Linked DNA regions of Homo sapiens: region 1 is linked to region 2. The links are chromatin loops, found by intact Hi-C in ENCODE. Cell type or tissue: PC-3. All regions are shown on one strand. Links, peaks and the distances in the headings refer to the core of each region. The heading gives the core; the rest is flanking DNA. Region 1 overlaps LIMA1 (LIM domain and actin binding 1). Region 2 overlaps LIMA1 (LIM domain and actin binding 1).

Region 1 (8,332 bases), core at 65-8,064, 62 kb after region 2:
CCAATCACTTGAGCCCGGGAGTTTGAGAAAAGCCTAGGCAACATGGCGAGACCCCATCTCTTAAAAAAAAAATAACTAGCAGGGCTTGGTGGCATGCGCCTGTAGTCCCAGTTACTCAGGAAGCTGAGGTGGGAGGATCACCTGAGCCCAGGAATTTGAGGATGCAGTGTGCCGTGATGGCGCCACTGCACTCCAGCCTGGGCAACAGAGTGAGACTCTATCTCAAAATAACATAACATAACATAACATAACATAACATAACATAACATAACATAACATAACATAACATAAAATAAAAAATTTTTAAAAGGAGCGCCTCACTGAGAAAATGACCTGTAGGCTGAGATGTGAAGTTTGACCAGATGAAGTTAGCCAGACAAAAGGAAGGGAGGAAAGCATACCAGGAACAGAAAAACACCATGCATAAAGGCCTCAAGGCAAGAAAGTGTCTCATGTATATAGGGTGCACAAAGAACTCTAGTGTTGCAGAAGCTCACTGAGAGGGGAAAGGGCAGGCAATGAGGCGGGAGGCAGGGATGGGCCATGCAGGTAATGCTAAGGACTTTGAATTTAATGGTAGGATGGTCACTGATTCAATTCGTGTTTTTAAAGAGTGCTCTGGAGTGTGGAGAATGGACTGGAGGGGCTGAGAATGGAGGTGGCATTAATGAGAGATAATGCTGGCTGGGCTGCAGAGATAATGGCACTAGAGATAAAGAAAAGTGAATAGATTTGAGATATATTTCGAGAAAGAATCAGTAGGGTAGTAATCAGATGGGGAAGAGAGAATGATTCCTAGGTTTCTGGCAGCTGAGTCAATGGAAGTAATGCTTCCTGGGACGAGGAATTGTGAAAGAAGAGCAAATTTGGAAACGGGGAAGATCAAGAGTTCAATGCTAGCCATGTTAACTAAAACATCCATTTGGTGGTAGCAGTGATGAGATGCATGTGTCCGGAGCTCAGAAGAAAGCTCTGAGCTAGTTGTATGCATTTAGAACTTGCGTGCCCATGGATGGTATTAAAGCCACAGGAGTAGATGACATCTGCAAGCAGTGTGTAGTGTGAGAAGATGCCTGGAACTCAGTCCTGGAGACTCGAACATTTCAGCAGTCAGAACAAATGATAAGAGAGACTGACAAGGAAGAGAGAGAGAGGGAGGAAGAAAATGATGAGACTGCCAGAGAAGCCAAGAGAAGCAAAAATGTGGGAGGGAAAAAGTGGTGAGAGTTCATGTAAGATAAAGGCCAAGAAACATCCCTTTGATTTAGCAACATGGAAGTGTTTGGTAATCTTGACAATCCTCTCTCATTATAATTAATTCACCCATATTCCTTTAATGGGCATTTGGATTGTTTCCAGTTTTTCACCATTGCAAATAACGCTTTGGGGAATGTCCTTTTACGTATATTTTTCCCACTTGTACTAATATATCTGTCTAAGAGATTCCCTAAAAGTGAGAATTCAGGGATACAGTGGATTGTAGCTATTATAAAAAGGAACTTAGAACTGGCCTTGAACTTGCGTTTCCACACCCCTTGGATAATCATCTACAGTATATTACAGCAATAATACAATATATGAAAACTAGAACCAATTGGCAGACAGGTTTATATTTAGCCAACTGTTCTCCAAGGCAAGGTATTTACATTGTGGTTAGTTGAGTAAATAAGCTCAGAGGTTCCCTTCCCTTTAGTGTCTAATAGAAACATAGATTAAAAAAAAATCAAAATAGTTCCCATCTTTAGCCTTGTCCTTTTAGCATGGAGGCATCTGTAAGACCAGGTGTATACACCAAAGGCTGTCTTTAATCCTGTTCTCAAACCCCTACTCAAATATCTCCACCTTTTATTTGTAATGAAGTTCCTGCTAAATAGTAGATAACAGGGAGAAAGGCTCTACACCACCTCTTTCTTCCAAGTTAGATCCCTGGTACTTTTATATTTTGTACTCTTAGATTGCCACAAGACTGAGGCTCAATACTTCTGAATTCCGTGTTCAGGCCTCAGACTTTTCTCAGAGGCCCTTACAGCAACTAGCATTCTTCTGACACAAAATGTGAAGGACACAAAATGGGGGCACCATTTTGAAGATCCAAATTTGAGAAAATAAAACATTTACAATAAAATTTCTGTAATTAAAATTTTGTTCCTCTTTCCTTCCCAGATTTTTTTTTTTTTTTTTTTTTTTTTTTTTTTTTTTTTTTGCGGTCCAGCCTCCTTTTCTTTACATAAGGAATTTAATCTTGCAACAGCTCACTAATGCTCAGCTGTGGGGCAGGCAGCTGATGGAGGACGCTAAAATTATCTGGGGAGTAATAACAGTGTCTCAAATTTTTCTAGGGCCAGAAAACAGAGTTCCTGAGCCATGACTCTTGCTTGTATGCCCTCAAATAGAGCAAAGGGAATGCTGAGCCAAAAAGGGAAAACAGAAACTCCCAAGGTTTAAGCAATGTATTTTCTTCTGGAAAAATTTCACCACTAAAATGTTACAGAGAAGCGAAAGAAGAGGAAGTTAACCAGGCTGACTTGAAGGTCAATTTTTTTCTTATTGAAGGAAGAATAGTCACAGAAAACTAAATATGAACGCTCTTTGTTTTTTTTTTTTAAGATAGGTTCTCACTCTGTCACCCAGGCTGGAAGGCAGTGGTGCAATCATAGTTCACTGCAGCCTTGAGCTTCTGGACTCAAGTGATCCTCTCTACCCGGCCTCCTCCTGTTTCCTGGAACTAGGAATGGGTAAAGTTATAACAAAAACAGGAGAAGCTGTGATAAGGTAGAGGCATGCTGGCAGGGGGTTAGGTTAGGGATCTTCATGCTGTGATCATCAATTCTACCATCTTGGTGTATGACCTTCAGTCATAATTGCTAATCCTCAAGCTCCTAATCTGTCAAAGGAATAGGGCAAATGCTAGCCAGACCAGTGGTTTCAAGCTCTGCTAGCTGCAGAACCCTCTCTTCAAATGCTGTCTTACGCAGAACCTAACCTTTACAAGGGATCAAAGCAGGATTGCTGGAATGGAAAATCTAAAGAGCTGGGCCTGGGATCTGGGACTGGGATCTGGGCCTGGGATCTGGGCTTGGGTTTAGCCCTTAGGGTGTTCCAGTTGTTGGAGAACTGGCCCTGAGATTCCTCTGAAGACTTCAATTAAGATAGTTTAAAAACTACCAGGCTAGATTCTCTTTAATTCCAAAAATGTATGAGTCAAACAAATTCCACCCAAAGAGTCAACTGTTATCAAATGAAGGATCATATTATGCTGAAGTCAGTGGTGAGTGAAACCAAAGCTAGCTATTCAAATGGATGTATCAATAGGAACTTCTTACCTCAAATTTAACGACTGTTATAGAGGCTTAGTCAGAGAAATAAGCCTGCAGCTATAAAGGACCATGGGACACAAGCTCTGATGCTAGAAAAAGTACTCTTCTATACATATAAACACAAAATGCACTGTTAACAATTAGAAAGTAAAGCTGACTTATCTACAAACATCAGCTAGATTAAGCTTCCTCCAAACAACAATTTCATATTAATCTCTGATCAGAGACCTCCTAAGTTTTCCTACTGTTTTTAGCTAGGCTTGTATAGGACTCACTATTTGCAAACCCCATAAATATAAAGCCACTAGGTGTTGGAAACAGACATTAGTATATGCTTTGTGGAAAATAGTCCTGTAGTCTACAGCCATACCACCCTCAACGCGCCTGATCTCAACTGATCTCGGAAAATAGTCCTGCAGTCTTCTTTGGGAAGCTGCAGTGAGTGAACCTTACAAACCTTAAGTAATATTAGCAACGTGTTTCCACTGAGTATAAAACCTAGAACAGAAATCCAGGCTGATTCCCTGGTTTTCACTCCTTTCAGTATATACCACCACCTGTCCTACTTCTATGCCTTTACCTCCTGTTGCTCCCCTTCCTCTGGAATGTCTTCAGCATTCTCCAAGCCTACCAAATAACTCTATTCATCTTTCCAAACCAGTTCCATGTGTTAAGCACATCAGAAGAAAAATATGTGACAGGAACAAACTCAAATATTAACTTCAGCAGGTTACTTCCTTTACCTCAGTTTTCTCAACTATAAAAGAGGGGTAAAGCCCCTTCCTCATATAGTTTTTGTTAGGATTCAAAATAGTATATATTTTATATATTTCTTTTTTTTTTTCTGAGACGGAGTCTCACTCTGTTGCCCAGGCTGGAGTGCAGTGGCATGATCTTGGCTCACCACAACCTCCGCCTCCCAGGCTCCAGTGATTCTTCCACCTCAGCCTCCCAAGTAGCTGGGATTACAGGCACGCACCACCACCGCCCAGCTAAATTTTTGTATTTTTTTGTATTATTATTATTTTTTGAGACAGAGTCTCGCTCTGTAGCCCAGGCTGGAGTGCAGTGGCGTGATCTCGGCTCACTGCAACCTCCGCCCCCCAGGTCCCAGTTAAGCAATTCTCCTGCCTCAGCCTCCCGAGTAGCTGGGATTACAGGCATGGGCCACGATGCCCAGCTAATTTTTGTATTTTTTAGTAGAGATAGGGTTTCACCACGTTGGCCAGGCTGGTCTTGAACTCCTGACCTCGTGATCTGCCCGCCTCAGCCTCCCAAAGTACTGGGATTACAGGTGTGAGCCATTGCGCCCAGCCATTTTTTTGTATTTTTAGTAGAGATGGGGTTTCACCATGTTGGGCAGGCTTGTCTTGAACTCCTGACCTCAAATGATCCACCTGCCATGGCCTCCCAAAGTGCTGAGATTACAGGCATGAGCCAGCGTGCCCAGCCAAAATAGTATGTGTTTCTATCAAGGGTCTAGCATGGTGCCTGGCACACTGATTGTAATTAATGGGTTCAGGATTGACAGTTTTGCAATCCTTTCAGCCTTCATGGAGAAAAGACAGTGAACCCAGTATACCATGAGAAGGACCTGTGAGATCCCTCTGCACTTTCTCTCTGCAAGATTAAGAAGGCCCTAAAGATGAAGCCTTTTCCAACCTCTTAACTCTCCTTAGTGCTACTATAGGACCCAAATCCTAATGAGAACTGGCTGGGCTGGACAATGACAGAATAGAGTGGTGAGAAAGGCACTGGGGAAGAGGTGAGAGCCTCACTGAAGTGACTGAGCTGGGCAAGGAAGAAAGTGAGGCCAGGAAGGGGACTGACATCCAGGGCTGGGTGTCCTGGTGAGGTCAAAACACAGGGTCACTGGGAATAAGAGTTAAACAAGTGGAAAAACAGAAGGCTCCAATCAAACAGTAGGTTCTCCAAATGCATCATTTCAGAGAAGGATTCTGAGTGATAGGTTGAGACGGGAGGCAGAGGCATGGGAGACAACATGCAGGTTGCAGAAACAGGGAAGATCAAGAAATTATGAGTCCAGGTTGGGCACAGTGGTTCACACCTGTAATCCCAGCACTTTGGGAGGCTGAGGCAGGAGGATCGCTTGAATCCAGGAGTTCAAGACCAGCCTGGGCAACATAGTGAGACGCTGTCTTTACAAAAATAAAAAATTAGACGGGCATGGTGGTGCATGCCTGTGGTCCCAGCTACTTGGGAGGCTGAGGCAGGAGGACTGCTTGAGCCTGGGAGGTCGAGTCTGCAGTGAACCATAATTGCACCACTGCACTCTAGCCTGGGCGACAGAGTATGACCCTGTCTCAAAAAAAAAAAAAAAAGAGAGAGAGAGAAAAAGAAAAGAAATTATGAGCCCAAAGTATCAGACAGGTCACTGATGTGGACCCAGTGATCCTTTAATGAGGACACCATTGGTGCCAATGGCCCTGGGGGACATTTAGACACATGTGTTAGAATCTTGTTGGGTTTTCTCCCCTATCACTTTTTTTTTTCTTTTTTGGTTGTCACAATGTCATGGGTTCATTTAGAGGAGGGCATGATGATGAATACCCTGCATGGGGAAGATCTGCCTTACCCCAAATGCTACAGCACCCCCAGTGAGAAACACTAAAAAAAAAAAATGATGCTAGAAGCCAGCGTCCCCTGGAGGCTGGCACGCCACTGCAATGAAGGGGAGGATAACAGTGCATTATAGTTAGATGTGAGCCTGAAAGCACATGTCTAGAACTTCAGAAGCAGGCATGAGAAACAATGAATGGGAAACATTATTGGAGATATAGAAGAGTAGCAACCCTGGCCCCCAAAATATTTCAGGGAAGCATGTGCAGAAGGAGCAGGCAGCCAGGCCGGGCGTGGTGGCTCACGCCTGTAATCCCAGCACTTTGGGAGGTCGAGGTGGGCAGATCATGAGGTCAGGAGTTCAAGACCAGCCTGACCAATATGATGAAATCCCATCTCTACTAAAAATACAAAAATTAGCCGGGCATGGTGACATGTGCCTGTAATCCCAGCTACTCGGGAGGCTGAGGCAGGAGAATCGCTTGAACCCAGGAGGCGGAGGTTGCAGTGAGCTGAGATTGCACTATTGCACTCCAGTCTGGGTGACAGAGTGAGACTCCATCTCAAAAAAAAAAAAAAAAAAAGAAAGAGCAGGCAGCCACTGCTCAAACACAGAATGCATGTCATGCATGTCAAGGGAAAGCCAAGTTTAGTTAAAGACAGGTGGGGCTAAGGAGGGTGAAAAGGGTAAGAACGTGGAGAAGTTTCTGTGCAGGACAGGGAGTTTCCAAGTCCCATAATCACATCTCAACACCGTCTGATATCCTTCCCTTTCTCTCTATTCCTGTTCCCCCTTGACCCCCAACAGCTTTCACTTGGGTTCCCAAGAGAGCCTCATAAATTGTCTCCATGTTACCAATCTCTCACCTTTCTAATATAGCTTTACACTGTTGCCAGAAGGCTTTTTCTAAAATACCGGTCTGATCATGTCACTCTCCCCACATGAAAACCAATTGCGTTCCCTGGTTTTCTTACTAAATCCTAACCTTAGCAGAGCATCCGAGGTCTTCCATCTGGCCCTAAATGAATTACACCAGTTCCTTCTCCCTTCTGTATTTTTCCATGGCAGACTGCTTGCTTTCCTATTCCCTTTATTCGTGTTCAGCTTCCATAATCCTTTGCTTCAATCTCCTATCTTAGACTCGACTCATTCCACTTCAAGCTCACTGCTTTGACTCCACAAGTCCATCCCTTCCACTACCAGTGCTTCTTAAACTTCCCTGAAGGTAAAAATTACCTGGGATACTTGTTAAAAACATAATTTCCTGGACTCTATCCACACATACTGAATCAGAATATAGGATGATTTTAAAACATGTCCAGGCCAGGCACAGTGGTGTGTGCCTATAGTCCCAGCTACTCAGAAGGCTGAGGTGGGAGGATTGCTTGAGCCCAGGAGTTTGAGGCTGCACTGAGCTGTGTGGTCACACCACTGCACTCCAGCCTGGGTGACAGAGTGAAACCCTGTCTCAACATTTTTTTTTTAATTAAAAAAATTTAAAATGTCCAAAAAATTCTGACATTCCTCCTATCAGAGAAGGTGGAGTCAAATTGCCCTTCCCCGAAATGAGTCAGCTTTAGTGACTCACTTCTAATGAAGTGAATGTGGTAAAAGTGATACTGTATGACTTCCGAGGCTAGGTCATAAAAGGCAACACAACTTTGAACTCCCCCTTTTCTTCCCTCCTTCCCTCTGTCTCTGGATGATTGCCCTGGGAACTGAGCCACCAAGCCAAACAGCCACATGGAATGGCCATGTGTAGGTGTTCCTACCATGGCCCCAGCTGAGATCCCAGATGACAGCATCAACCGCCTGACTTGTGAGTGAGCCAGCCTTTTGATGATTACAGCTCCCAGCCTTTGGGCCACCCTGGCTGATGCTAAGTAGAGCAGAGATCCTGCCCAAACTGGAGCTTCAAAAGCAAAATAAATGCTGGAATTATTATTATTATTATTATTATTATTATTATTATTTAAGACAGAGTCTCGCTCTGTTGCCCAGGCTGTAGTGCAGTGGCACGATTTCAGCTTACTGCAACCTCCGCCTCCTGGGTTCAAGCAATTCTCCTGCCTCAGCCTCCTGAGCAGCTGGGACTACAGTACAGGCATGTGCCACCATGCTCGACTAATATTTGTATTTTTAGTAGAGACAGGGTTTCACCATGTTGGCCAGGCTGATCTTGAACTCCTGACCTCAAGTGATCCACCCACCTCGGCCTCCCAAAGTGCTGGGATCACAGGCATGAGCCACCGCGCCTGACCGGATGTGTTCTAATGAAGTTTTATTTACTAATCAGCAGCCAGTGGGCTGTAGTGTGCCTGTGTAGGTTACACTTTTCAGCAGAACTTCGTGCAATGATGAAATGTTTCTGTGCTGTTCAATACGACAGTCACCAACAAGTAGTTACTGAGCACTTGAAAAGTGATAAATGCAG
Region 2 (8,332 bases), core at 277-8,276:
TCCCACATTCCCATTCTTCTTAGAAGCCTTGGCATTTTCCACTTGTTTCCTTTCTGCAACTCTTCCACCCACAGACTCTTCACTCTGCTCTGACATGCTCCAGCCTTTCCTGATAGGTGGGGACACAGTTTTTGGGCTCTTGACAGAGGTGCTTTGAAATGAAGCTGCTACAGTGAATGGGCGGCTTCTTTCCTTCAGTGAAGAAGATCGTCTTAGCTTCTTCAGATCTAGATCGACATCCTCAGGAACTTCGGGCTTGCTGATTTCGTCTTCAGGAGGCCATTTGGGCTTTGACATTTTGATCCCTTCCTCCAAGGCACTTCCTGAACTTCCAAGTTCAGTGGGGGGTGGCCAGGCGATCCTCAGCTTCTTGGTTTCAGCTGGCTTGTCTTCCTTCTCCTGCTGAGAGGAGGCCTTGGCTTCCATACTTGCAGCCAGGACACCCACCTTAGCAATAGGGGCATCTTCTACCCCTGGGCTGTGAGGGGTCTCCCTTGCATTTGCAAGCTGGGCTGGTCTCTCCAAAATCTCTTCGTTTTCATTTTTGCTTGCCCATAGATCCTTGTGTGGTCTGTGCCCAAAGCCTTCATCATAGTTGCCCTTAGATTTAAAGAGTTGATTGAAGTGAGGCTTACAATAGATTCTTCCATGTAAAGATGCATATGTTCCTAGACTGTCATTAAAAGAAAAAAAGCATAAACTTAGCAAATCTTCACATTCTCACTTATACCAGGAGGCTAAAATCTGGCAATTCCAGTATTTTCAGAAGATGCCAAGTAAGAAAAAGATCTTTAAAAGCCCTTCAGTGACCAGGAATTCCTTACCCCCATTTTAGCACATTTGTTTTCTTATCATAACACAAAGCACGGGTTGGGTGCAGTGGCTCATGCCTGTAATCCCAGCGCTTTGGGAGGCCAGGGTGAGAGGATCGCTTGAGCCCAGGAGTTTGAGACCAGCCCGGCCAACATAGTGAGAATTCATCTCTACAAAAAATTTAAAAATTAGCTGGGTGTGGTGGCACATGCCTGTAGTCTCAGCTACTTGGGAAGCTGAAGTGGGAGAATCACTTGAACCCGGGAGGCAGAGGTTGCAGTGAGCTGAGATTGTGCCACTGTGATAGAGCGAGACTGTCTTAAAAAAAAAAAAAAAGAAAAAAAAACCAACAGTAATAGAAACTTTAAATCATTCTGAGCCTTGAGAGGAATGTGGCTATGCAACCTGGGTCACACAGCATGTAGCTGCAACTCTTTCTTTTCACTATAAATTATGAAGACCAAAGGGCACCAGAGATAAGACCCCCTCAGATCACTATCCCTTCTTTGCGAGTGATAATCTTCCTTGGAATGTACCAATCTGTACCCAATCAAATCACTGTGGTATATGCACTGGTCTTATATGAAAAATGTCATAATCTTTGCTAAAATTTCTGTGTAAGTGAAACTAACTTTCTCCACTTTGGAATGCTGACCCCATTCATTTGGAGTCAGTGTTTCTGGGTAGCCATCATCAAGCTTTTGTGCTTGAATTAACTCTATTCTTAACGGTATATAAATACATATATATATATATATTTTTTTTTTCTTTTTCTTTTCTTTTTTTGAGAGAATCTCGCTCTGTCGCCCAGGCTGGAGTGCAGTTGCACAATCTTGGCTCACTGCAACCTCCGCCTCCCAAGTTTAAGCAATTCTCCTGCCTCAGCCTCCTGAGTAGCTGGGATTACAGGAGTGCGCCACCACGCCTGGCTAATTTTTGTATTGTTTTGTTTTGTTAGAGTCTCGCTCTGTCGCCAGGCTGGAGTGCAGTGGCATGATCTCAGCTCACTGCAACCTCTGCCTCCTGGGTTCAAGCGATTCTCCTACCTCAGCCTCCTGAGTAGTTGGGACTACAGGTGTGTGCCACCATGCACGGCAAATTTTTGTATTTTTAGTAGAGACGGGGTTTCACCATGTTGGCCAGGATAGTCTCGATCTCTTGACCTCGTGATCTGCCCGCCTCGGCCTCCCAAAGGGCTGGGATTACAGGCGTGAGCCACCACGCCCAGCCATTTTTGTTTTTTTTTGAGACAGAGTCTCGCTCTGTCACCCAGGCTGGAGTGCAGTGACACGATCTCAGCTCACTGCAAGCTCCGCCTCCCAGGTTCACGCCATTCTCCTGCCTCAGCCTCCCGAGTAGCTGGGACTACAGGCACTCGCCACCACACCTGACTAATATTTTGTATTTTTAGTAGAGACGGGGTTTCACCTTGTTAGCCAGGATGGTCTCAATCTCCTGACCTCGTGATCTGCCCACCTCGGCCTCCCAAAGTGCTGGGATTACAGGCATGAGCAACTGCACCCAGCCATTTTTTGTTGTTTTTTTTTTTGAGTGGAGGTCTTGCTCTGTCACCCAGGCTGGAGTGCAATGGTATGATCATAGCTCACTGCAGCCTTGACCTCCAGGGCTCAAGTGATCCTCCAGCCTCAGTCTCAGCCTCCCCAAATTTTTCATAGAGATGGGATCTCCGGCCAGGTGCAGTCCCAGCACTTTGGGAGGCCGAGGTGGGCAGATCACTTGAGGTCAGAAGTTTGAGACCAGCCTGACCAACATGGTGAAACCCCATCTCTACTAAGAAATACAAAAATTGGCCAGGCGTGGTTGCTCACACCTGTAATCCCAGCACTTTGGGAGGCCGAGGAGGGCAGACTGACTGAGGTCAGGAGTTCAAGACCAGCGTGGCTAACATGGTGAAACCTCATCTCTATGAAAAATACAAAAATTAGCCAGGCATGTTGCACACGCCTGTAGTCCCAACCACTCGGGAGGCTGAGGCAGGAGAATTGCTTGAACCTGGGAGGTGGAGGTTGCAGTGAGCTGACATCATCCCACTGCACTCCAGCCTGGGCGACAGAGCAAGACTCCATCTCCGGAAAAAAAAAAAAAAAGAAAGAAATTAGCTGGGCGTGGTGGTGCCCGCCTGTAATCCCAGCTACTCAGGAGACTGAGGCATGAGAATCGCTTGAACCTGGGAGACAAAGGTTGCAGTGAGCCAGGATCACACCACTGCACTCCAGCCTGGGCAACAGAGTGAGACTCCATCTCAAAAAGAAAAACCAGATGGGGTCTCTCTATGTTACCCAGGCTAGTCTTGAACTTCTGGCATCAAGTGATCCTCCTACCTGGGCACTCCCAAAATGCTAGGATTACAGGTGTGATCCTTATATCCACACCTAGATATAAGCTTGATTAATAGAAGAATGGTGAGGAGTTGACAGGAGGTAGTTTTTCCCTAATGTCAGTCCTAGACAAGCCTTTAGGAGATTTGGTGTCTCTTGCAGGATGATAAGTTTTATCTTTTTAAAGTTTTTTCCCTTAAGTTACGAACCATTCTGAAGAGTGACAAATGTTAAAGGGGGTATAAAACGGCAGCACTTCCACAAAAGAAATAAGGTGCTTTAAGCCAGGCACAGTGGCTCACACCTATAATCTCAGCACTTTGGGAGGCCGAGGCGGGTGGATCACGAGGTCAGGAGATCAAGACCATCCTGGCTAACATGGTGAAACCCCTTCTCTACTAAAAATACAAAAAATTAGCTGGGTGTGGTGGCGGGCGCCTGTAGTCCCAGCTACTTGGGAGGCTGAGGCAGGAGAATCGCTTGAACTCAGGAGGTAGAGGTTGCAGTGAGCTGAGATCACGCCACTGCACTCCACCCTGGGCAACAGAGTGAGACTCTGTATCCAAAAAAAAAAAAAAAAAAAAAGGTGCTTTGGAGAAAAAAATTAACACAGTGGGCAGCAGAAGAACTAATGAGTGGAAGTGACTGAGGTACACTTTGGCTGCATGTTTGGAGAAGCTGTCTAGCTAGAGCTATCTAATAGCTAGAAATGTCACACAGATGCCAAAACATCTTTCAAGAGTATTTTAGGAAGGATTGCTCAGAAAGGAAAGCTGGAGAAAGTGACATCTTGGTTACTTCCTTCTGTAAGACTCTATGATTAAAATGAGTTAATTTGGAATGTTTCCCCGATTTGTCACATTTATATTTGCACTTTGAGTTACTTGGAAGAAATGATATGTAACAACTATTTTCTCAGAAATAAAGTGAGGCAACATAGAGAAAAAGACATGCTCTCCAGGGGCTATTATTATTGCCATTATTATCATTTATACAGTGGTTAAGACAAGTAAGGGCTTAAACAAGTAACCTCTTGAGATTTCTTAACTTTGTGATTCTGTGATACCAAGGGAAAACATTCTATTAAATTAGGTCACAGGGGGGTTTACCTGCAACTCATATTATTTAAGCTTCGGTCCTAACATGTAAATTAACATATCAATACACCAAGAAGTTCCAAACACCATCATTATTTGGTATGAAAGACTTGTCACTAAATGATGCTTTTTACTTTATTCAAGAGCCTTCAACAGAATATCATTAGCACAGTAGCTTTTAGCACCAGTGCTCTAAAAGCCAAAGACTCCCTCTAGAGTTCCAGTTATAGACAGATGGCTTGTTTTGGGCTGACTTACCTGAGTTTGTTGTTGCAATAGGAGCAACGGAAGCAGCTGATGTGAAACACCTGCTGGTTGGCCAAGAGACGCTCCATTGGATAGACTGTCTTCTGACATTCCACGCAGGTCTCTCTTGCAGGTGCCTGAAACTTCTAGGAAAAACAAAAAGACAACTTTAGCATGGGCAGCGATGAGTTAGCACTGTCTTGAGATGGACCCTAGAATTTACTTTGTCTAAGGGCTCCCTTAGCTGGTCAGTCAATTCTCATGGAGCACTAAACCTGCTACAATTCTATCAGCTGACTCTTTAAAGCCAAGAGGCTCTCTTGATATTCCCTTCCCAAACTGTGTGGCTGCTCTAAATGTAGCAGCCACCAAGGATAGGTGGAGCTACGTCTGGATTACAAAGAATGGCTTAGACAAGTCACGACCCACATAAAAAATGTTAGGAGCAGGGGATGGGGGAAGGGGTCGGGGGGGGGAGTGCAGGGATTAGGAGAAAATGTTATCACACACAGAAGAAAGAAGTTTGATTCAAGTGCCAAGTAAACACAAGACAGATTCTAAAGGGGATAAATTTCAAGGAGAGGAAGAGCATTTGGCTTTGGGAATTAGGAAAGACATTTCAGTAAAGCCCCTTTTATTCTGCTCTGCTTATAATCTTGATTTGTTCAATCAACTAGACATACTATTTTTAAACAAGTCAAAACTGACACACAAGTGGAACAATTTATAAGAGACACAAAGTATTTTATTAGGACACCAGAGGGAAGCATAGCCCATTAAAGCTATAGGTTCTATAATATTTCTAAAAACCAATGGAGAGAAAAACTAATGCAATGGGAAACACACTGGTTAATGTATTAATGACTGGGAATTCATGAACTGTTTGTAAAGTTGGAACAAACATGGGCACAGTGGTTCTACCTGATAAACTCAATCCTAAAGAATATAAAACAGTTGGTATTCTAGCACTGATAAAAGCCAGAACTCCAAAAATATTATAAGCTTTCACATGATAAGAAATAGTTACATGGGCCAGGTGCGGTGGCTCATGCTTGTAATCCCAGCACTTTAGGAGGCCGAGGTGGGCGGATCATGAGGTCAGGAGTTCGAGACCAGCCTGGCCAACATGGTGAAACCCCGTCTCCAGTAAAAATACAAAAATTAGGCAGGCGTAGTGGTACACTCGTGTAATCCCAGTTACTCGGGAGGCTGAGGCAGGAGAATGGCGTGAACCCGGGAGGCAGAGCTTGTAGTGAGCCGAGATGGCGCCACTGCACTCCAGCCTGGGCGACAGAGTGAGACTCCATCTCAAAAAATAAAGAAAAGAAATAGTTACATGGCTACTAAGGGGTGGGGAGTAGATGGGAATGCAAAGTCCCTAGGTGTATGGGAGTTAACCCTTGACTTGCCCAACACAAACACCTCAACCAGTAGATGCGGGAGACAGCTTAGGTGGCCAGGAAGCTCTCATCAGCAATTAGGAGGTGCTTTTGCTGCCATGATCAGCCTGGGCTCTCACCAGAAAACACATGATGGTAAGTAATGCAAATTAATCCCAAGGCCCAGGACCTGGATAGTTAAGCCTGAAATGAACCAGGTTATGGGCAAGATAGAATTTTGAGTAAAAAAAATCCAAAATAGGCTGGGTGTAGTGTCTCACGCCCATAATCCCACACTTTGGGAGGTTGAGGTAGGCAGATCACGAGGTCAGGAGTTCAAGACCAGCCTGGCCAACATAGTGAAACCCCATCTCTACTAAAAATACAAAAATTAGCCGGGCATGGTGGCGTGTGCCTATAGTCCCAGCTACTCGGGAGGCTGAGGCAGGAGAATCGCTTGAACCTGGGAGGCAGAGGTTGCAGTGAGCCGAGATTGAGCCACTGCACTCCAGCTTGGGCAACAGAGTGAGACTTGGTCTCAAAAAAAAAAAAAAAAAAAAAAAACCCAAAACAGGCCCATAAAAAATTCAGACTGTTGGTTCACTTGCCACATGATTCACTAGGAGGTAAAGCAAAAAATAAAAATGGTTTTCCAAGTAGATTTGGGCAGGAAGTGAGAGCAGAAAATGTGCATAAAATGAAAATAAAGAAATCTATAAAAGGAAGTTTAATAAAATTAGTGGTAAACTCCCAAGTAGTGCCCAAGGGATTTAAGAAGGAAGGAACAAAGCTGAGTGGAAATGGCTAGTTACCAGGACTCTGCTTTATTCTAGGGGCAATGTCCTAAAAAGAAACATCTAAAGAATCAAAAGACCACAGGTTACAACCTAGTTTAGCATAAGGGAGGTATTTAAATATAACCAAATGTTATTGTAATGAATGTTGTTGCAAGTAATTAACACATTATCGTATTTGGAGTTCAGAATTCTTTTTTTCTTATATGGACACTGCTAAATGGAGATATCTTTGCAGAGTTTTAATTAAGTTTTCTCTAAAAGGACTAGGTCTTTGTCTAGGTAGGAGATACACTGGCCAGGTGCGATGGCCCAGGCCTGTAATCCCAGCACTTTGGGAGGCCAAGGCAGGTGGATCACTTGAGGTCGAAGTTCCAGAGCAGCCTGGCCAACATGGTGAAACCCTGTCTCTACAGAAAATGCAAACATTAGCTGGGCGTGGTGGCGGGCGCCTGTAATTCCAGCTACCAGAGAGGCTGAGGCACAAGAATCACTTGAACCCAGGAAGCAGAAGTTGCTGTGAGCTGAGATCTCATCACTGCCCTCCAGCCTTGGAGACAGGGCAAGACTCTGTCTCAAAACAACAACAACAAAAGGAGAGATATTAAAAAGCAGAATAAATTTTTGGTGTAATAGTATAATGGATGCTACTGGAGAGAGCCTGTACAAATCACAATTCACATAATGTAAAAGTAGGACAAATGTATTTATCAGATTAAAAATCATTTTCAGTTGCAGAAAGGGAATTCTGCGTTTTTTGTTTTTTTTGTTTTGTTTTGTTTTTTGAGACAGAGTCTCACTCTGTCACCCAGACTGGAGTACAGTGGCGCGATCTCAGCTCACTGCAAGCTCCACCTTCCGGGTTCAAGCGATTCTCCTGCCTCAGCCTCCTGAGTAGCTGGGATTACAGGCGTGCACCACCACACTCGGCTAATTTTTGTATTTTTAGTAGAGATGGGGTTTCACCATGTTGGTCAGGCTGGTTTCTAACTCCTAACCTTGTGATCTGCCCACCTTGGCCTCCCAAAGTGCTGGGATTACAGGTGTGAGCCACTGCGCCTGGCCCGGAATTCTGTATTTTTTAACACTTGAAATAGATGTAGGAGAGTAAGTGCTCATTCTGGTCAGTAAAGACACAGCAGGAGACAGAAACTTCACATGGGATAAGAGGAGATGGATACTGTTCTGCTAAAGGGGAACTGAAGGACGCAGAGCACTCCTCCATCACAAACACACGGAGGGGAGGCACACACTGTGGGAGGGGGAAGCAGCCCAGGGAACAGAAGGAAAGGAGAACCTGTGAGAAAGCTGAAAGTTGAGCTCACATTAGGAGGAAAGTGGAAGGCAGGAGCAGAAATTAGGTACCAGGAGCAGGAGGCAGAAGCTGGAAGAGACAAACAGGAACCTTCAATGAATACACAGCATTTGGCGTGCCCTGGAGAGCTTTACTGCAGCTGAGCTGAAACTCAGAGACTCAGATCCAAGAATAAGACCACATTTTTCTTTTTTTCCTTTTTAAGTAACTCTGCTAATCATGGCAAAATCAGCCTCACTCGTATCTACCTGAGGCTGGAACATATCCCAGCTCAGGAGAGCGAGCTTTTATGAGCCTTCACCCACACAAGGAGTGTCTCATTAACAATTCTTTAGTGGCTTACTACCTC

Evidence for each region. Hi-C counts contacts between places; a loop is a spot of excess contacts. Peaks named below come from ENCODE experiments on the same cell type or tissue, not always from the same donor. Only the 100,000 strongest peaks of a DNase experiment are listed, where the experiment ranks them.
Region 1: it touches region 2 in a loop (2.6-fold over the local background); 3 of 110 quality-filtered maps call a loop at or near these places.

Annotation. Positions count from the first base shown.
Region 1 is chr12:50,239,770-50,248,101 of GRCh38, forward strand. All of the region lies in intron 2 of LIMA1 (LIM domain and actin binding 1), which reads right to left. Among named protein-coding and RNA genes, the nearest start is that of MIR1293, 9.7 kb to the left of the region's middle. RefSeq lists a silencer at 7,201-7,250. In PC-3, for the core only: no CTCF peak of the experiment used is centred there; DNase peaks (open chromatin) are centred at 1,632, 3,262 and 7,602; H3K4me3 peaks cover 1,461 bases; H3K27ac peaks cover 4,948 bases.
Region 2 is chr12:50,177,397-50,185,728 of GRCh38, forward strand. LIMA1 (LIM domain and actin binding 1) reads right to left here. Exons shown (of 11, transcript NM_016357.5): 10 at 4,508-4,641; 11 at 1-673. Among named protein-coding and RNA genes, the nearest start is that of CERS5, 14 kb to the left of the region's middle. In PC-3, for the core only: a CTCF peak has its summit at 5,270 (motif pointing right); no DNase peak of the experiment used is centred there; H3K27ac peaks cover 395 bases.